Linked DNA regions of Homo sapiens: region 1 is linked to region 2. Evidence: chromatin contacts called from ENCODE Hi-C or POLR2A ChIA-PET data. All regions are on one chromosome and are shown on one strand. The core of a region is the stretch at or near the end of the contact, and the rest is flanking DNA. Distances in the headings are between cores, read along the strand shown. Region 1 has its middle 37 kb from the start of AKR1C4. Region 2 holds the start of AKR1C4 (aldo-keto reductase family 1 member C4).

Evidence for each region. Hi-C counts contacts between places; a loop is a spot of excess contacts on that map. ChIA-PET counts read pairs that join two places held with the same protein, here RNA polymerase II (POLR2A). Pooled maps may share reads with other maps.
Region 1: a loop to region 2 is called in a map of Caco-2, with 4 times the contacts of the local background. The contact joins the enhancer-like site here to the promoter of AKR1C4 in region 2. A Hi-C loop is called at or near these places in 2 of 168 maps with a recorded cell type or tissue (Caco-2 and Calu3) and 1 of 50 pooled maps. POLR2A ChIA-PET finds 5 or more read pairs at or near these places in 2 of 52 experiments (Caco-2 and PC-9).

Annotation. Positions count from the first base shown.
Region 1 is chr10:5,230,897-5,237,168 of GRCh38, reverse strand. No RefSeq gene overlaps it. Among named protein-coding and RNA genes, the nearest start is that of AKR1C4, 37 kb to the right of the region's middle. Within about 2 kb of position 2,553, at least 3 of the 41 ENCODE cell types and tissues checked have a DNase peak (open chromatin) inside an H3K27ac peak, as active enhancers do.
Region 2 is chr10:5,191,732-5,198,088 of GRCh38, reverse strand. AKR1C4 (aldo-keto reductase family 1 member C4) reads right to left here and starts at 1,252. Exons shown (of 9, transcript NM_001818.5): 1 at 1,138-1,252. The coding sequence starts at 1,221.

The DNA.
Region 1 (6,272 bases), core at 1,304-3,803, 38 kb before region 2:
ATTTGTCTCTTTTTTGATTTTTATTGGTTTAAAGTCTCTTTTATCAGAGGCTATGATGGCAACCCCTGCTTTTTTTTTTTCTTTCCATTCGCTTGGTAAATATTCTTCCGTCTCTTTTATTTTGAGCCTATATATGTCTTTGCACTTGAGATGGGTCTCCTGATTACAGCACACTGATATGTCTGACTCTTTATCCAATTTGCCAGTCTCTGTCTTTCAATTGGGGCATTTAGCCTGTTTACATTTAGGGTTAATATTGTTATGTGTGAATTTGATCCTGTCATTATGATGCTAGCCCATTATTTTCCCCATTAGTTGATGCAGTTTCTTCATACTATTGGTGGTCTTTACAATCTGGTATGTTTTTGCAGTGGCTTGTACTGGTTTTTCCTTTCCATATTTAGTGCTTCCTTCAGGAGCTTTTGTAAGGTAGGCCTGGCAGTGACAAAATCTCTCAGCATTTGCTTCTCTGTAAACAATTTTATTTCTCCTTCACTTATGAAGTTTAGTTTGGCTGGATATGAAATTCTGGGTTGAAAACTCTTTAAGAATGTTGAATATTGGCCCCCACTCTCTTCTGGCTTGTAGGGTTTCTGCAGAGAGATCAGCTGTTAGTCTGATGGGCTTCCCTTTGTGGGTAACACGGCCTTTCTCTATGGCTGCCCTTAACTTTTTTTCCTTTGTTTCAACCTTGGTGAATCTGACGATTATGTCTCAGGGTTGTTCTTCTCGAGGGAGTATCTTTGTGGTGTTCTGTGTATTTCCTAAATTTGAATGTTGGCCTGTCTTGCTAGGTTGGGGACTCTTCTGGATAATATCCTGAAGGATGTTTTCCAACTTGTTTCCATTCTGCCTGTCACTTTCAGGTACACCAATCTAATGTAGGTTTGGTCTTTTCACATAATCCCCTATTTCTTGGAGGCTTTGTTCCTTTTCATTCTTTTTTTCTCTAATCTTGTCTTCACACTTTATTTCATTAAGTTGATCTTCAATCTGATATCCTTTCTTCTGCTTGATCAATTCAGCTATTGATACTTGTGTATGTTTCACGAAGTTCTCATGCTATGTTTTTCAACTCCATGAGGTCATTTATGATCTTCTCTAAACGTTTGTTCTAGTTAGCAATTCCTCTAACCTTTTTTCAAGGTTCTCAGCCTCCTTGAATTGGGTTAGAACGTGTTCCTTTTGCTTGGAGGAGTTTGCTATTAGCCACCTTCTGAAGACTACTTCTGTCAATTCGTCAAACTCATTCTCTGTCCAGTTTTGTTCACTTGCTGGTGTGGAGTTGTGCTCCTTTGGAGGAGAAAAGGTGTTTTGGTTTATGGAATTTTCAGCCTTTTTGCTGTGTTTTTTTTCTCATCTTTGTGGATTTATCTATCTTTGGTCTTTAATGCTGGTGACTTTTGGATGGGGTTTTTGTGTGGACGTCCTTTTTGTTGATGTTGATGCTATTCCTTTCTGTTTCAGTTTTCCTTCTAACAGTCAGGGCCCTCTGCTGCAGGTCTGCTGGAGGTCTACTGCAGACCCTGTTTGCCTGGGTATCACCAGCAGAGGCTGCAGAACAGTGAAGATTGCTGCCTGTTCCTTCCTCTGGAAGCTTCATCCCAAAGGGGCACCTGCCAGATGGCAGCCAGAGCTCTCCTGTATGAGGTGTCTGTTGGCCTCTGCTGGGAGGTGTCTCCCAGTCAGGAGGCATGGGAGTCAGGGACCCATTTGAGGCAGTCTGACCCTTAGTAGAGCTCAAGCACTGTGCTGGGAGATCTGCTCGCTTCAGAGCCGGCAGGCAGGAACTTTCAAGTCTGCTGAAACTGCACCTATAGCAGCCCCTTTTCCCAGGTTCTCTGTCTCCAGAGAGATGGGAGTTTTATCTATGAGCCCCTGACTGGGGCTGCTGCCTCTGAGATGCCCTGCCCAGAGAGGAGGAATCTAGAGAGGCAGTCTGGCTATAGTGGCTTTGCCAAGCTGTAGTGGGCTCTGCCCAGTTTGAACTTCCCAGTGGCTTTGTTTTACACTGAGGGGAAAACTGCCTACTCAAGCCTCAGTAATGGTGGATGCCCCTTCCTCCACCAAGGTCGAGCATCCCAGGTTGACTTCAGACTGCTGTTGTTGGCAGTGGGAATTTCAAGCCAGTGGATCTTAGCTTGCTGGGCTCTGGGGGGTGGGATCCACTGAGCTAGACCACTCAGCTCCCTGGCTTCAGCCCCCTTTCCAGGGGAGTGAACGGTTCAGTCTCGCTGGTATTCTAGACACCACTGGGGTATGAAAAAAACTGCAGCTAGCTCAGTGTCTGCCCAATTGGCTGCCCAGTTTTGTGCTTGAAACCCAGGGCCCTAGTGTCTTGGGCACCCGAGGGAATCTCCTGGTCTGTGGGTTGCAAAGACGGTGGGAAAAGTGTAGTATCTGGGCCAGAATGCACCATTCCTGAAGGTACAGTCCCTACCAGATTCCCTTGGCTAAGGGAGGGAGTTCCCAGACCCCTTGCACTTCCCAGGTGAGGCAACACCCCACCCTGCTTGCTTGCCCTCTGTGGGCTGTACCCACTGTCTAACAAGTCCCAGTGAGATGAGCCACGTACCTCAGTTGGAAATGCAGAAATCACCCGCCTTGTGTGTAGATCTTACTGGGAGCTGCAGACTGGAGCTGTTACTATTTGGCCATTTTGCCAGCCACCCTGGAAAAAAAAAAAACTTTTCTTGTGGCTACTGAAAATGAATTCCTCCTTTTACTCCAAAAGGAAAGTAGTTCTATTGCCTGCAACTCTCACTTGAAGACCACATAGCTTCAGCAAGGCAGCCTGCCTTCTCTTAATCCTCGCTCAAATATGATGACACACACTAACCCCAGCCATCTGTTGAAACACTTCCTCAAACACTCAGCACAGTGGTGTGTCAAGACAGGCTGCCAAGTCCAATTGCTCAATCACGATTACTTTTGCACTCACCTAATGCATAGTCAATGTGCAGTAAATATTTGAAGTAAATGAAACTGAGCTCTGAGCATGGCCACATTGGGTAGTTCTAAGTTATTTTCTGTTTTGTTCTCTGTGATTCTCCAAACTATCTTTAAATTCTTACTAAAAGTTACATCTGAAACTCGACTCCACTGTGGGAAATTGAAGGGCCAATATCACACTTGGAAAAGAATAACGAATACTTAGAAGCAGTGGTTTTACCACCATCATAAATTGATGTCCCCACCTATAGCTGTATTCCCAGCTAAATCTAGGCCTGGGACATTAAACCTCCACGAGGAAAGTGGTGCAATGATTCAGATACTGGTGTTTGCAAAGTGTTTTACATACAGAATTGTTAGAATTGTCTTTAGAAGATAGGTTTATCTAACATCTTGCATCTATTATATGTACTAATACCATTTTCTTATGGGGTCTCCTAGTTGACTTAAGTTACTTTTTCTTGCTCCCTGTATGTTGCTTTGTGGAAATGCTTTTCACTGGGAAAGGCAGTAGTTACCTAACCTTAAAGTTCAGCAATACTGGATTGCAGTTTTGACCCAGGGTAGACAACCAGTTTCTTATACCTTTGGACATATGATGGTCCAAAGGCAGATAAAAGAGCATAACAGTGTCAATCAATGTTCTTTTCAGTCCCCCGACCCAGTGGATATTGGAAGGTCTACAGAACTCTCATGTATTAACGACCTTGAGTCTTGAACTGTCCCATGGTCATATTTTCCACCAATGTAAATACTGGGACAAAAAGCAAGCTATAAAATGCAGAGATACAAGAGAAAAAAGGAGGATGTTTTTGAAGACAACTTGGAATTAAGTCTAATAATGTCTTGACCTTCCCATGTATGTAATCCAATAAACTATTTTATGTAATTCTGTCAAATTCAGCTTAATCAGAAATAGGACTTGCAAATATTTTCCTCATTCTGTGGGTTGCCTTCGGATTCTCTTTGTAGTTTCTTTTCACGCAAAGATGTTTCAATTTTTATGAAGTCCAATTTATCTGTCTTTTTTTCTCCTTTCATTGTGCTTTTTTTTGTCACTTGTGTTGATTTTCAGCAATTTTAGCCCTGTGGCTACAGGACGTAAGATTCTCCTTCCCAACAAACCCATGCATTGCTTGATCTGGGAATTTCACCCATGAGCTCATCCTTGTCTTTCCCTTAACACTGTCTGGCAACATTAGGTGCCACCAACCAACTAATTATATTCTTTAGTTTTTCCACTAATGTGAAAAAGTATCTCATGTAGAGTCACCAATTTCCTTGCCTCCTATGGGTCATTAAGTAGAGTATGATTGCAGATGTCTTGTACATCTCTATAAACAATTCAGGCCATGGACTATCATTGTTTTCTGTATTACTGAAAATAGTCCTCAGTGTTTTCAAGTCTAATCTTAGGGAGACAATCTAGAAACCCCACAACCAATCAACCAGTACAGAAAACTTATACTTAGATTCCTGTTCCTCTAGAACCACTCCTGTTACCAAAATCTATTAGTTAGGGTTCTCCTAAAAAACGGAACCAATTGTGTGTTGGTGTGTGTGTGTGTGTATGTATGTGTATGTGAGAGGGGATTTATCAGGAGCATTAGCTCATGTAATTATGGAGGCATATGGAGGCACCATATACCATTTACAAGCTGGAGAAGCAGGGAGCCAGTAGCATGGCTCAGTCCATATATGAAGCCTTGAGAGCCAGCAGAGCCAATACTTTATCTTTCAGCCTGAAGCTGAAAGCTTGAAGCCCGGGGAGCCACTTGTAGATGTCCTAGAGTTCAAAGACCACTGAAATTGGGGCTCTCATTTCAAAGGGGAGGAAAAAAGTGGTGTCCCAGCTCCATAAAAGAGAAAGAGACCAAATTCACCTTTCCTCTGCTATCTTCTGAGCCCTCAGCCAATAGGATTGTGCCTTCCCATAGTGGTGATGGTGGCACTTCCTTAGTTAATCATTAATTCAAATGCCAGTATCTTCCAGGATTATCCTCAGATACACCCCAAAATGATGCTTTACCATTTTGTAATGGTAGTCGAGGTACCATTTAATACATCCCAGTTGACACATAAAATGAACCATTACACGTGTTATATTTTTCATGATTTGACCCATTTATCAAAAAGGGATACCCCATTTTATTCTTTACTTTATTGTACTTTGCAGATATTACATTTTTTTTTTTTTAACAAATTCAAGATTAGTGACATCCCTTTTGAGCAAGTCCACGGGTGCATTTTTCCAACAGCACATGCTCACTTCATGTCCTTGGGTCAAATTTTGGTAATTCTTAAGATATTTCATACTTTATTATTTTACCTGTTTTACTGGTCTGTCATCAGTGATCTTTGATGTTATTATAATTGTTTTTGGGAGCCATGAACTGTGACCAGATAACATGGCGAACATTCGATAAATGTTTTCTGAATGTTCCACCAACTGGTTGTTTCCTAGTCTCTCTCCTTCTCAGCACCAACCCTCCCCTGTTCCCTGAGAAACAACAACATTGAAATTAGGCAAATTAGTAATCCTACAATGGCCTCTAGGTGTTCAAGTGAAAGGAAGAATTGCACATCTCTAACTTGAAAACAAATGATTAAGCTTACTGAGGAAGGCATGTTGAAAGCTAAGATAGGCTGGAAGCTAGGTCTGTTGAACTAACTTTTTGAGGCAGTCTCGCTCTGTCACCCAGGCTGGAGTGCAGTGGCACGATCTTGGCTCACTGCAACCTCCACCTCCTGGGTTCAAGCGATTCTCCTGCCTCAGCCTCTTGAGTAGCTGGGATTACAGGCATGCACCACCACGCCTGGCTAATTTTTGTATTTTTAGTAGAGACAGGGTTTCACCATGTTGGTCAGGCTGGTCTCAAACTCCTGACCTTGTGATCTGCCCGCCTCAGCTTCACAAAGTGCTGGGATTACAGGTGTCAGCCACCACATCCAGCGTGTTGCACTAATTTTTAGCCAAATCATGAATGCAAAGGAAACGTTCTTAAATTCAAATACTACCGCAGTAAATACACAAATGATTAGAAAGCAACAAAACAGCCTTATTGCTGATATGGAGAAAGTTTTGACAGTGTGGGTCCACCAGCCACAACATTCTCTTCCACCAAAGCCTAGTCTGGAGCAAACCCTAACTCTTCTAGTCCAGGAAGGTTGATAGAGATGAGGAAGCTGCAGAGGAAAACATGGGATCTACCAGAGATTGGTTTGAGATTGAAGGAAAGACACCATCTCTATAACAAATGCTACGTGAAGCAGCAAGTGGTGCTGGAAAAGCTGTAGCAAGTTATCCAGACTTACCAAGA
Region 2 (6,357 bases), core at 3-2,502:
TATCTACCAAATTTGGATAAAGATTTGAAAGGTATATTTTTTAAATGACAAAACCGTAAATGAAACAATTTTCTATTTTAATATAAGCTTTTCTGAAGCTTTCTTTTTCTAGTGAAATTAAAAGGAACTAGATGCCAGGTTGCACTACCTTCCCCTGATGCCAACCCTGATCCTCTGTTTGCTGTGCAGGCACTCAAGGTTTACCAAGGCTAGAGCTTCCGTGTTGTGCTTTTCCTTACTTCTCCTTCATGCCAATTTGCATTACAAAGTGAACCACTCCTGTCGATGGTCTTCAAGGTGTTTCTCTGTAAATTCTTACAACGTATAGTTGATCAAATTTAGACAAAAATTTTATGTGACTACTCCTTATTAACACACTTAGTAGTCTTGGAATACAAGTTTTCTTCCAGTGTAGAAATAGCTCAGTCTAGAAAAAATGTCTCCATTTTGCCCACTTCCGTGTCAGAGGGCCACCCCTATCATTTTGATACAAATCTGATGCATATTAACACGGACCAAAAATTTAAAATTTTTCTTGTGAGGTTCTAGGTTTTCCTTAGAATAAAGTTATTTTTCCTTTCAGATAATTTTCCTAGAGGTGAGAGTTGTGCAGGGCATTGTATTAAGTCCAGGACCAGTATTACTGTGTCATGCTCAAGACCACGCGGCAGCTCAGCAGTACTCTCCCAACAGTTTTCATACACCCCATCTTTAGGTGCTGTTACCACAAATGTTTCTTTTGATCACGTCTAGTAGAAGAATAAAAGATTTCTTCAACCACAGAAATAAATGGAGAAACCATTCTCACTGCAGTCATCTCCTAGAAAGGGAACTGCCAGGCAGTGTTCTTCACTGTTGAGTTTTATATATTCTGCCAAGCTGGGCAATACACAGAAACAGCATATAAAAACAGTGTATAAAATAAAAATAAGCAGTAAATTACCATATGACAGACCTCAGTGCAAAACAAACATTGACTACCTTTTCTCTTTGAACATAGAATAGCTCTAGCCCAGTAAGACAGACCACGTGAGTCACTCAGGGTAACAGAAACACAAAGCTGAACAACCCAGGTCATCGTTCACTTATTCTAGCTTTGCTCTTTTAAATGCTCAATGCTGAAAATGTGATTATTACCTCTGGAGGTGCATAGGTGCCAAATCCCAATACGGGCATGAAGTGACCATCATTTAGCTCTACACGCTGATATTTGGGATCCATTGCTTGCCACTTCTTTCACTAAGCAGATCCTGTTTCCTTCAGCAACATCTGGCATTTATATTCAGGGGTTATGTAAAACATGGGCAGGCAGTGCTGCACTGCTCCCTGGGGCTAATCAATGGCATGTAGGAGGAAGCAAGTGATGGTGTATTACACAGGCTGTGAGGAAAATTGAATCCAGTTCACTCGTTTCTTATCAAAGAGAATTTTTACATACATTATTATATAGTCAAAATATTTTTTTCTAAAGTGAAATTTTCTATTCAGAATCAATCAATCTCTCTCTCTGTCTGTCTGATAAACTCATCCAACAGGTTTATAGAATGATTGGTGATCATGTTAGACTATAAAATACCTCCAGCTACAAATCTTGTTTTTGTTCATGCCATGATGATATCCCATCTTTATCTTCTGTCATTTGAAATAATCAACCATCTTACATCTTTCTCTCAGACAGTATTCAAAAGAATGACCAGTGAGCATTTTTTTTTAGTGGTGACCCTCAATAAAGAAATTAAACAAAACCAAAGAAAATTTCTCTTTTTACGTTTTTCACCAACAAATTAATTTTGTTTCTTCTTTAATTGTAGTAGGAATATTCATTCCTGATGAAGGTGTGGTCCTGATGATGTGGCAATCCTGCAAAGGTTCAAAGGGAAAAGAAAACAGAAATTCTGACATGATGTTTATTGGAGTATTAATTATTAACAATGTTTGGACTTTGGACATCATTTGCAACATGCAAACAGTTCTTTAATAGTGTTTGTATCTTCCATCAGTTTTATAAGAAACCAGCAAAAGTAACTTCCCAAAAAGCTGATAACTATTTTATATAATTTGTGATCTTATTAAATGTTATAAAGAAAAAAGTAATTAAAATAAATTGGTGAATAATCCTCACATGGCATAATTTTACTTGTTTCTCCCATTGGAGGGCAGACTAGAACACGATGATTAGGCCGGGGGCAGTGGCTCACGCCTGTAACCCCAGCACTTTGGAAGGCCAAGGCGGTAGGTTTACTTGAGGTCAGGAGTTTGAGACCAATCAAGTGAAATCTTGTCTCTACGAAAAATACAAAAATTAGTCTGGAGTGGTAGTGGATACCTGTAATCCCAGTTACTCAGGAGGCTGAGGCAAGACAATTGCTTAAACTCAGGAGGCAGAGGTTGCAGTGAGCCAAGATTGGGTCACTGCACTCCAGCCTGGGCGACAGAGCAAGACTGTCTCAAAAAAAAAAAAAAAAACAAAAAACAAAAAACGAAGATGATTAACATCTGTGAAGAATCCATACCAATATCTGTTGTTGTCTGACATTTTAAGAATAGCCATTCTGACTGGTGTAAGATGATATCTCTATGTGCTTTTGATTTGCAACACCCTCTTTTCTTCTATTCACTTCTTCCTAAAAGGAACAATAAAAGAAAATAATTAGGTAAATTACTATACATTGAAGCAATGGAATATAATAGAGCCATTTAAAAATTTTCACACAGAGTGTCATCAGCAGGATGGTAGATTAGAAAGCTCTCAAATCTCCCATGGAATTATCAAAAAACAATCTGAAATGAACTAAAATAAACTCATTTATTTATAGAGTGGCTCAGTAGAGATGCAGGGTGACTATAGATGCACAGATGCCACTGGCAAGAGATTAGGGGGAAGAGACATACAATAGGCCATCTATGGCACTTAGGAGAAGCTGAGCTGTGAATTTTTGACATGATAAGGTATTCAAAACCATTGGGTATTTGGAGAAATCAAATAGGGCACACAGAGTCTAGGCAGATGCACGTTCAGAAAAGAACTGAGAAGACCTTAAGTTTTCATGTAGGGCTGATGTCGAGACTAAGAATATGCCAAGCATATTAGCTGATCATTGTCATGACACAGAATATATATAGATTATGAAATGTGGCTGTTTTTCAAATGTGCGATAAAAACAATAACAAAGCTACAAAGAAACAGGAAAACAGCGTTCATTATGAGGAAGAAAATAAACTGACAAACTGTGAAGAATTACAGGCATTGATATTAGTAAGGAAAGACTTTCGGATTTTTATTTCTTATTAAAGTCTTAAAAATTATTTTAGATTAAATAGGCACATGTGTAGGTTTGTTATATAGACACATTACATACTGGTGAGGTTTGGGCCTCTGGTGTACACATCACTTAAATAGTGAACATTGTACCCAATAGGAAGTTTTGTCATCTTTGCCCCTGTCTCCACCTTTCTCCCTTTTGAAGTACTTGATGTCTATTATTTCCATGTTTATGTCCGTGTGTACACATTGTTTAGCTTCCCCTTATAAATGAGAATATGTGGTATTTTGTTGTGCTTGTACGATAGTTTACTTAGAATAATATCCTTTAGTTCCATCCATGCTGCTGAAAAGGACTTAATTTCACTCTTTTTAGTGGATGCTTAGTATTCCATAAGCATATATGCTTAGTATACGTATGTACACTTAGTATATATATATATGCATATTAGTATGTATATGCACATTTTGCCTTCTTTCCACATCCACACTGATATTTGTTGTTTTTTGACATTTTAATAATAGTCATTCTGACTGGTGCAAGATGACATCTCAATGTGCTTTTAATTTGCATTTTTCTGATGACTATTAAAAACAGTTTCCTGTATATTTGTCAGCTGCTTGTATGTCTTCATTTGATGAATGTCTGTTCATGTCTTCTGCCTAGTTTTTAATGGGATTGTTTGTGTTTTACTTGTTGAGTTGGTTTGAGTTCCTTATAGAATCTAAATAAAAGTCCTTTGTTGGAGCCTAAATTTGAAAATATTTTTCCCATTCTGTAGATATTCTGTTGATTATTTCTCTTGCTGCCCATAAGTTTTTTAGTTTAATTCCCATTTATCTGTCTTTGTTACATTTCCTTTTTGGCATCTTCATCATTATATCTTGGCCTAGCTCAATGTCCAGAAGAGTTTTTCCAAGGTTTTCTCCTAGGACATTCATAGTTTCAGATTTTCCTTGTAGGTCCTTAATCCACGTTGACTTAACTTTGCCAATGGTAAGAGATAGGGGTTTAGTTTCATTATTCAGCTTTGGCTAGCCAATTTTCTCAATACCATTTAATGGTTACAGTGTCCTTTTCTCATTGTTTGTTTTTCTTTAACTTTGTCAAAGATCAGTTTGTTGTATGTATGTAGCTTTATTTCTAGGTTCTCTATTCTTATTTATCCACGTGTCTACTGTTGTATCAGTACCATGTTATTTTAGTTACTATAGTCTGTTAGTATAATTTGAAGTCAGGTAAAGTGATACCTGTGACTTTGTTCTTTTGCTTAGGATTGCCTTTTTATGAAATTTAGATTTTTTTGTAATTATATGAAGAATAATGTTGGTACTTTGTTAGGAACTGCATTGAATCAGTAGTTTGCTTTGGGCAGTATGATCATTTTCATGATATTGATTCTCCCAATCCATAAGCATGGTAATCTTTTTATTTGCTTGTTTCATCCATGATTTTTTTCATCAGTATTTTGTATTTCTCCTTGTAGAGATCTTTCACCTGCTTAATTTTATTTATATCTAGATATTTTATTCTGTTTTTGTCTATTGCAAATGGGACTGAATTATTAATTGGGTTTTAGCTTCAACATTATTGGTGTATAGAAATGCTACTGATTTTTCTACATTGATTTTGTATCTTCAAATTTTATTGAAGTTTTTTTTTTTCAATCAAGCAGTCCTTTGAAGGAGTCATTATAGTTTGATAGGTATAAAATCATGTCATCAGAAAAAAATTGATAATTTGAATTTCTCTTTTCCAACTTGGATGGCTTTTATTTTTTTCTACTGCCTGGGTTTTCTGGTGAGGACCTCCAGTTCTATGTTAAGTAAGAGTGGTGACAATGGACATTCTTGTCTTTTGCCAGTTCGTAGGGTGAATGCTTTCAACATTTTCCTATTCAGGAAGACGTTGGCTGCAGGTTTGTTATGTAAGACTTATTATTTTGAGATATGTCTTCAATACATAGTTTATTAAGGGTTTTATGAGAAAGAAATGTTGGATTTTATGCAATGCTTTATGTCTCTTTTGAGATGATCATATGGTTTTTGTTTAAATCTTAGTTATATGGTGAATCAAATTTATTAATTTGTGAATGTTGAAACATCCTTTATTCCTGCAAGAAAACCCACTTGATCATGATAAATTATCTCTTCGATGTGCTCTTTGTTTCAGTTTGGTAGTATTTTGTTGAGAATTTTTGCATCCATGTTCATCAGGGATATCGGCCTTTAGATTTCATTTTTAGTCGTGTTGTTGCCTGATTTTGGTATCAAGGTGACACTTGTTTCCTATAATGAGGGATACTATGAAATAGCTTCAGGAAGGTTTGTTTCGGATCTTCTTTGTACATCTCATAAAATTTGGCTGTGAATTCATCTCGTCCTGGGATTTTTTTGTTCTTGCTCTTTTACTGATTAAATGTGCTTGCTTATTATTGGTGTGTTTAGAATTTCTATTTATTTCTGGTTCAATTTTGAGAACTTGTGTATTTCCAAAAATTCAATCATTTTCTTCAGGTTTTCTATTTTGTGTGCACAGAGATGTTCATAGCAATATTTGTTAGTTTTTGTGTTCTGTTCTAACAGTTGCAATGTTGCCTTTGTCATTTCTGATTTTGCTCATTTGAATTTTCTCTGTCTTTCTTGGTTAATATAACTAGCAGTCTATAATTTTGTTTAACCTTTCAAATAACATATTTTTAATATTTTTGATTCTGGCATCATTGTTTTAGTCTCAATCTCATTTGGTTCTCCTCTAATATTTCTTATTTTTTTTTCTGCTAGCTTTGGGTTTGATTTGTTCTTGTTTTTCTAGTTCTTAGGGGTGTGACATTAGGTGGTTAATTTGAGATGTTTCTATTTTTTTTTTGAAATGGAGTCTTGCTCTATTGCCCAGGCTACAGTGCAGTGGCACGATCTCGGCTCACTGCACACTCTGCCTCCTGGGTTCAAGTGATTCTCGTTCCTCAGCCTCCCAAGTAGCTGGGATTACAGGCACCCACCAACACGCCCGGCTAATTTTTGTATTTTTAGTAGAGATGGGGTTTCACCCATCTTGGCCAGGCTGGTCTCAAACTCCTGACCTTGTGATCCAC